2 separate regions of the Homo sapiens genome follow, and region 1 is linked to region 2. A link is a loop called in an ENCODE intact Hi-C map of the cell type or tissue named here. Cell type or tissue: Caco-2. All regions are shown on one strand. Each heading gives the region's core, and the rest is flanking DNA. Links, peaks and the distances in the headings are about the cores only. Region 1 overlaps LOC101928516 (a long non-coding RNA gene). Region 2 overlaps LOC101928516 (a long non-coding RNA gene).

What was found. Peaks named below come from ENCODE experiments on the same cell type or tissue, not always from the same donor. Only the 100,000 strongest peaks of a DNase experiment are listed, where the experiment ranks them.
Region 1: it touches region 2 in a loop (5-fold over the local background); 2 of 110 quality-filtered maps call a loop at or near these places.

Annotation. Positions count from the first base shown.
Region 1 is chr6:74,456,486-74,460,866 of GRCh38, reverse strand. The region is part of intron 2 of LOC101928516 (a long non-coding RNA gene); the gene reads right to left. Among named protein-coding and RNA genes, the nearest start is that of SNORD156, 670 kb to the left of the region's middle. In Caco-2, for the core only: no CTCF peak of the experiment used is centred there; no DNase peak of the experiment used is centred there.
Region 2 is chr6:74,532,715-74,537,128 of GRCh38, reverse strand. The region is part of intron 2 of LOC101928516 (a long non-coding RNA gene); the gene reads right to left. Among named protein-coding and RNA genes, the nearest start is that of SNORD156, 590 kb to the left of the region's middle. In Caco-2, for the core only: no CTCF peak of the experiment used is centred there; a DNase peak (open chromatin) is centred at 2,408.

The DNA.
Region 1 (4,381 bases), core at 1-4,000, 76 kb after region 2:
GAACTAATTTACACTCCCACCAACAATGTAAAAGTGTTCCTATTTCTCCACATCCTCTCCTCTCCAGCATCAGTTGTTTCCTGACTTTTTAAGGATTGCCATTCTAACTGGCATGAGATGGTATCTCATTGTGGTTTTGATTTGCATTTCTCTAGTGACCAGTGGTGATGAGCTTTTCTTCATATGTTTGTTGGCTGCATAAATGTCTTCTTTTGAGAAGTGTCTGTTCATATCCTTCACCCACTTTTTGATGGGGTTGTTATTTTCTTATAAATTTGTTTAAGTTCCTTGTAGATTCTGGATATTAGCCCTTTGTCAGATGGATAAATTGCAAAAATTTTTCCCATTATAAATCATTCTACTTTAAAGACACATGCACACTTATGTTTATTGCAGCACTATTCTCAAGAACAAAGACTTGGAATAACCCAAATGTCCATCAATGATAGACTGGATTAAGAAAATGTGGCACATATACACCATGGAATACTATACAGCCATAAAAAAGATAAGTTCATATCCTTTTCAGGTACATGGATGAAGCTGGAAACCATCATTCTCAGCAAACTAACACAGGAACAGAAAACCAAACACCTCATGTTCTCACTCATAAGTGAGAGTTGAACAATGAGAACACATGGACACAGGGAGGGGAACATCACACACTGAGGTCTGTCGGGGGTTGGGGAGTTAGGGAAGGGATAGCATTAGGAGAAATACCTAATGTAAATGACGGGTTGATGGGTGCAGCAAACCACCATGGCACATGTATAACTATGTAACAATCCTACACGTTCTGCACATGTATCCCAGAACTTAAAATATAATAAATGTAAATATAGGCTGGAAAAAAATAGCCATTTTCTGTGACACCACAGTCACTTCACTTATGTGAACAATGTGGTCTGTCATTTCTATTAATTTCCACATTCCTTTTGTAAGCAATATTGACAAAGATAATTACTTTAAAGAATGGAAACTGCGTTTTGTCAAAAGGAGTGGGATGAAATAGTAGAAAATTTGCATTTTCTCCAAAATGATAATCTTATGAATTCTGGGTGGACTCCAGTTTTGGTTGCTAAAGGTTGTCAGTCTTTCTGGGTAAGAAGTATGACTGGAATTTATTCGAGTCTTTTTTTTAAATATTGAAGACATGGAGTCTAAACATTTTTCAATGTAGAATTCCAAGTTTTTTAATAATAAGGTAACTAGTATTAATTTTACAGTGTCAGTGGTCCTACGCAGTAAGGAAATTCAAATGGGGCCTGGCTTGACCAGCAAATGTAAAATGTCTCAAGTCCAAACAATTTAGCATGCCAAATATCACTGAGATTGCACGCTCTCTTTGGACCTTAACCTTGCTTCGATTCCTTTCGAACCTCAGTATCTCACAGTGTTTACATGTATGAATTCCAGAATCAGTCTGCAGGCATTCAGCTCCCAGCTCTATCATTTGTTAGCTATGGAACGCTGAGCAAGATACTAATCTTGTTTGTACCTCAATTTCCTCCCCTATAAAGTGGGGATAATTATAGGATGGGGACGAGGTTCGTGGGGATGGGGGTCAGTGGGCTCATGCCTGCCAAGGCTCTGACACAATGGTGGTGCAGGTGCACATGCATATTGGCGGGGAAGGGAAGGCAAGGTCAGCCTCTGCACACATGTGCCAGCAAAGAGATGTGGGTTGTGGTCGTGGGCAACTAACTTCGTGCAGGCAAAGACGCATGGGGGAGGTATCATAGAACTAGGGTAAGGCTTAAATGTAAAACATTTAAAACAGTATTTGGAACAGAGTAAATATATATGTAAGTGGTAGTTAACTTTTTCACAGAGTTCATTTCTGTCCATACAACATTAATTAATGTTTGTTTTAGATTAACAAACACTTCAATCTTCTTGTGCTTAATAAAGCATTATCCTCCTTGCTACCAGGTTACTGGCCTTTTTCTAAAAGCATTCTTTTGTTCTCTTGCTCCAATCTGTTTATTTTGGAGATAAATATTTCTCCACAGTTACCATATGCTTTCCATGAGTGGTGGTGCTATCTTTCTAACTAAATCATGGCTCCTCTTTTTTGTACTCAGGCAAACATCTTTGTTTACTGTAGTACTATTAACAGATGGTGGTGCCAGGCATCATTTTACCACAAACGATAAGAATATTTTGTTTGGTTCTAGCTTATCTAAAAAGTTGTTGTAAGAAGCTTAGCAATTATCACCATATCCAGAATCTTGCATGTCTTTTGTTATCCTTAATATACCAGAAACCATAGTTCATAATGTCTAGTACCTTCCTTTAAGAAAAACATCTCAAGGAAAACCTCTAAGATAATGATCTCTTTCAGTTATTTGATTTTCCGCATTGTGTAACTTCTGAAAGTAAAACAGTGTCTGGTCCTTGGATTGCTATTTACTAACAACAGTAGAAAATTGTATAGCACAGATTAATATCAATAACTAGTATGTTCATTGGATTTCTAAAAACCATGGCAAATAATAACAGCATTTTTTGTTATTTCTAAATATTAGAAAATGCTCTGAAATATTACTATGTTTCAGGTATCCTTTCTGAAAAATCTCTTGAAAATATTTACAAGTAAAATATAATTTGAATTCAACATGAATATGCCAATAATTTTAAATACTTCTGATTCCGAATGTAAGATATCTTCAGTGTTTTTTATTTCACGTAATTACGTCTATGTTAAATCTTTTTGTTGCCGGGCGCGGTGGCTCACGCCTGTAATCCCAGCACTTTGGAAGTACAAGGCTGGCAGATCACAAGGTCAGGAGTTCAAGACAAGCTTGGCCAAGATGTTGAAACCCTGTCTGTACTAAAAATACAACAAAAATTAGCTGGGCGTGGTGGCGGGTGCCTGTAATCCCAGCTACTCAGGAGGCTGAGGCAGAGAATTGCTTGAACCTGGGAGGTGGAGGTTGTAGTGAGCCTACATCGCGCCACCGCACTCCAGCCTAGGCGACAAAGACTGCATCTCAAAAGAACATCTTTTTGTTTATCTTTTTATGTTAAATCTTTCCTATGTTAAACTCTGACTCAAATGATTAAGAGTATCAACTTTATTTGAAAATAGGGTGACTAATTTATAAAGAATATAAATAATTTCACCAAGTGGCAAAGACAAGTTATATCAGAAGAGATGCCAATAAGAAAATAAAATTCCTGGACCTTTATTATTGCCTCAGGTGAAATGGATATTATACCCATGCACTCATTAATTAATTTCCCAAACACATACTGAAGGCTTCCTACAGCTTCATGACATCTGGCGTCAATATTTAAAAATGTATTCCTTAATAGACAGTGTTGACTTAGAAGTGTTATCCCAATAAATCTCAGTTAAGAGATAGAGTTTTGAAGCAGGATGTGCTTATTTAGTAATCGTTAAGATAATTTCTAAGTCTGTCAGAATGGCTTCTTTTTTTCTCTGAAATTCTATAAAGTAACTTTTGCAAATATTTTTCTCCCCAGTATATCCGGTTTAAGTTATCTCAAAATTATTAGAATTCTTATTTGAGAAATGAACAGCTTTTATTAGAAGCACAAATGTGTTAGAAGATATAAACTTTTCCAGATTTATAAAAGAAATTTTTTAATAAGATGTACTGTTAATAGTTTCAAACATAAAATCAGTTTTTCCCAAAGCTTTACTTCTCAGCCATTGAGTTGTCTAATCCAAGTGCTTCTGTAATTCCTACCATGTTTAATTACAAGTCATTTTCAGAAAATTTTCCCATTATTTCACTAGCATAATTGTCTACGAGACCTGCCTCGCCATGCTTTGGATCAGAGAAAAACAATGAAAAGCAACTTGCTAAACCTCAAGAAAGGGCTTTTAGTAATACAAATATCAGTAATTTTGGCTTGTCTAAGGAGACTAAACAAAATAAAGTACACGTTAGGAAATAGTCATAAGACTTTCAAGCTTCAGAAATATTTACTTAGGTTGTTTCGAAAGATTGAAACATAGCAAACACGTTCTTAGTTGAGTTCAGATTTCTTTTATTCTGGCTAAATCAAGCCGGAGTTAATAGTGCACAGGAAGTCAAACACTAGTTCTCACCCTTTTTTCCTATCCCCCAAACACATGACCATAACAAAATTTCATTAGTAAAAGAGGTTCATGAAAGCTCTATTCAGTGGGAAAATGGGGGAAGAGATAATCCAGTTAGGCTGTTATACCAATTCTTGCTTTTATTGGAAACATGTCTTTAGTTTGAGCCTTTCAGGTAAATCTGAACAACTTTCCTGTCCACATACATATCCTTACCAGCACTTTTTTAAAATTTATTTAATTTTTTGACACAGAGTCTCGCTCTGTCGTGAGGCTGGAGTGCAGTAGCGCGATCTTGGCTCACTGCAA
Region 2 (4,414 bases), core at 292-4,291:
ATATATATATATGTATGTATATGTTAAATATTAACTGACATGATCACTAGGTCCAACAATTGGCCATCTGCAGGCTGAGGACCAAGGATAGCCAGCCCGAGTTCCAAAACTGAATAACTTGGAGTCCAATGTTCGAGGGCAGGAAGCATCCAGCATGGCAGAAAGATGTAGGCTGGGAGGCTAGGCCAGTCTATCTTTTCATGTTTTTCTGCCTGCTTATATTCTAGCCACGCTGGCAGCTGATTAGATTGTGTCCACCCAGATTAAGGTGGGTCTGCCTTTCCCAGCCCACTGACTCAAATGTTAATCTTCTTTGGCAACATCTTCACAGACACACCAAGGATCAATACTTTATATCCTTCAATCCAATCAAGTTGACACTCAGTATTAAGTATTACATGGTAAAATGAAATTTGTTGTTGTTCATATGCACAAAGTCATACATACAGAAACATGTCATGACTATAGTCAAAGCAACCTTTAAAAACAGACTCAGAACTGGGTTTAGATAAAAATTTATTAGACATAAATTATTTAAGTCCCAGAATTGTAGATCTAAAAGCCGGAACAAAATTTATGAAATGATATAATTTTAGGAGATCATAATTTTAGTAGATCATAAAGAAACAGAAGTTTTATACAGGCATATAACTAGTTATTTTCAAAATAGTAAACAAATACTGAAGATTTTCAGTTTACCCAAAAACATTCATTTTTTTCAAAAGGAAGAAATATATTTTAATTTTCACTGATGCTAAGAAGCCTAATTGACTGAACATAATGTATATCGTACAAATAAATGCGTACTATGGATGAAAAACAATATATTTTTAACTAGTGAGATTTCCTAACCACTTAAAATTATGCACATCAAAAAAAATTAGGTCTATGTAGCATTATTCACAGGGTATATTTCTCTACCAAAAGGCATTCATGGCCAAGTAAGTCTGAAAATTACCGCTTTCTAGTTACCCCGTGTTTGATATATATAGTGTATACTAGTATATTAAAGTCTCTGAGCATTCCTGCCATAATCTGTCCATTTTGTTTAATTCAGTGTTTCCAAAATTAATTTTACTAAAGACTCAGTTTAAAAATTTTTAAATGTCTATTATCCCACATTGAATATGTTCTGGAAAACATTGAGGTAAACAAATCTAAAAATAGAATTCTATGGGGACATTCTTTACCAAGAAAATAACTTCACCAGAATAAAAGGAGTGGCCTTAAAGACTTACACAATATTCTAGTTATGTAGGCAAATTAAAACAAATATACTTAGTGAGTTATGTGGCTTCATAAGGGGGCAAATATTTTAGCTTTATCTTTTCATTTTAGTAAGTTTCCAATTATACATTGAGTTTTCTATGATCATATTTTATTTTATTCTTTTTTAAAAAAATCTTTAAATATGGCTTCATATATGTAACCTCAGCATAACTAGTGAATTCCATAATATAGTAAAATGTATAACAAAATATTTGGGTATGTAGAATAAACAAATGGTTGTAATATGATCCTAATTTTAACTACTAACTTTTGCATCATATAGAGGAAAAGGAGCAAACATAAAATTACAAGCTACATTTATACAGCATCTAAATCAAAACAATTGGTCAGAATTTAAGATGCATTTCAATATATTTGTATTTCATCTAAATAAAATCTATATATTTTAACTTAAATTTTATAATTTACCAATACTTAATAAAAATGCAATTTTGAAAATGAAAAGAATGCTAGAAGACTGTTTCAGATGCCCCATATTACTTGTAAGATTAAAAATGGTCTAAAATGATAATCTTAACCAAAGTCATATAGGACTAAACACTTTCCTGGTAATATTTGTTTCTATTTCCTAACGCAATTTAATTCACCCAACCTTTATTGAACAGTTAATATGAATCAAGCCTGTCTAATTCCAATTACAAATAACAGGCTACTGAGACTGTAGAATGTTGCAATTACTTGGCAATCTTATCGCAAAGGAAGTAAAGGAGACAAGGTGGAGTTCTGTCCAGAAACAAACCACTGAGAAAATATGATTGTAAAGGGTATCTTGAGCAATGGGCCCAGTGTTGCAAAGTATTTACAAATTAAAAGCAAGTTTCTTCTCAGGAGCAATGAATTTCCACAGCAGAATTTCCCTAGTTGTTTTCTGGGACAGTAGCCTGTGGCCTCTATGGAATCTTCCAAGATTTTTGGATGACACTAAAAACATGCTTTGAAACCTAGGAATGAAGGAGAAAACTCTCTTCTTTCTTTTATTTCCTCCTTTATTTGAGAAATTTTGGTAAAATTATGAAGTATTACAAAATTGGGGGCTTGGGTCTTTACAAGCTAAAATTATAGTTTTGCTAACACTGACCCTCTGAGGACATGAGTCCACAAATGCCATTGTGACTGAGCCTCCTGTTTACATAGCTGGTGTTTACATGGACTTTGAACTCAAGGGAACTTGAGAATGTGTGGTGGTATTCATTCCATGCTATACGAAAATTAACCCAGACCTAGCTGCATGTATTGTATGACTAAAAGGAAAGCCCAGATGTCTGGCTATTATTCCTAGGCTTCTCTTGGGGTAAAAAAGGAACTTTATGTTTGGGATTAAAAATATAAAACATACACACTTAAAACACTCTCACTTTCTCCCACACTCAACAAATCTTATAACACGTCTAGATACTTGGTGTCCAAGATTTGTATTATTTAGATTTCACTGAAGGCCATCCATACACATAAGTTTATATATAAACACATTTTTTTCTAATGGTGAGTGGAAATTTTATAGCTTGTTATCTGTTATATATAAAGATATCCCCCCTTCTCCAAACAGTGTTACATCTTAGGGTTTGAATCTGACTGCAAAGATGTATAGTACATTAATTTTGTATGAACAAGTACATTCATTTTGCTGTTTGGGGGCCTACCACTTTTTGTAGTTCATTTCTGTTTGCCTTGTAAGCTGACAGTTATATGAAAAATATCATAATTCTAGTCACATATGAGGTTCACTGGGGCTTAATCATGAAAGACCTAGATGGTATACCTATGACTAGATGGTATACTGGTGTCATGATGGACCTTGAGGCCTCCATGTCTAATCAAAATAGAAAGTAAATCAAATTTTTCCAAAAGTGAAAAAGGTCAATAGTGGGCTGGCACAATCAATGGAAGCCACTAAAAACAGGGCCTCCATTTCAGTGTTGCGCTTCAGTGTTTCTCTTAATGTTTGTGGCCAGAATTGGTTCTTCACACAGGCAAACGAGTGGCTATCTATGCAGCGCAAAAATGAATATGTTTAGAAAAGTCATAATTAAGAAGAACCAGCCATCCCATTACTGGGTATATACCCAAATGTCTATAAATCATGCTGCTGTAAAGACACATGCACACGTATGTTTATTGCGGCATTATTCACAATAGCAAAGACTTGGAACCAACCCAAATGTCCAACAATGATAGACTGGATTAAGAAAATGTGGCACATATACACCATGGAATACTATGCAGCCATAAAAAAGGATGAGTTCATGTCCTTTGTAGGGACATGGATGAAATTGGAAATCATTATTCTCAGTAAACTATCGCAAGAACAAAAAACCAAACGCGGCATATTCTCACTCATAGGTGGGAATTGAACAATGAGATCACATGGACACAGGAAGGGGAATATCACACTCTGGGGACTGTGGTGGGGTGGGGGGAGGGGGGAGGGATAGCATTGGGAGATATACCTAATGCTGGATGACGAGTTAGTGGGTGCAGCGCACCAGCATGGCACATGTATACATATGTAACTAACCTGCACAATGTGCACATGTACCCTAAAACTTAAAGTATAATAAAAAAAAAGAAGTCAGTGTAAAAAATCAATACTATCTCTATACAGTAGCAATAAACATTGGAAATTAATATTTTAAAATAAAAATATTTTAAAATAATTTGTTTTCTCTGGACAAATAAAAATGTTATACAGTCCCTGACTTACAAAGGTTTGACTTTTGATTTTTTGACATTACAATAGAGCAAAAGCAACACTCATTTTGTAGAAATTGTACTTAGAGTACCCATACAACCATTCTGGCTTTATTTTCAGTACAGTATTCAATAAATTACACTAGATATTCAATACTTTATTATAAAGTAGGCTTTGTGATAGATGATTTTGTCCAACTGTAGGCTAATGTAAGTGTCCTGGGCACTTTCCATCTGGGCTAGGGTAAGCTATGATGTTTGGAAGGTTAGGAGTATTAAAGGCACTTTTGTCTTACAATATTTTCAACTTATAATGGATTTATCAGGATGTAACTCCATTGTAATTCAAAGAACATCTATATGTTTATCATATGCAAAATTTGTTTTTATATATGCCTACATTGTGATTGACTAAATCATGCTATTTAACATTTAC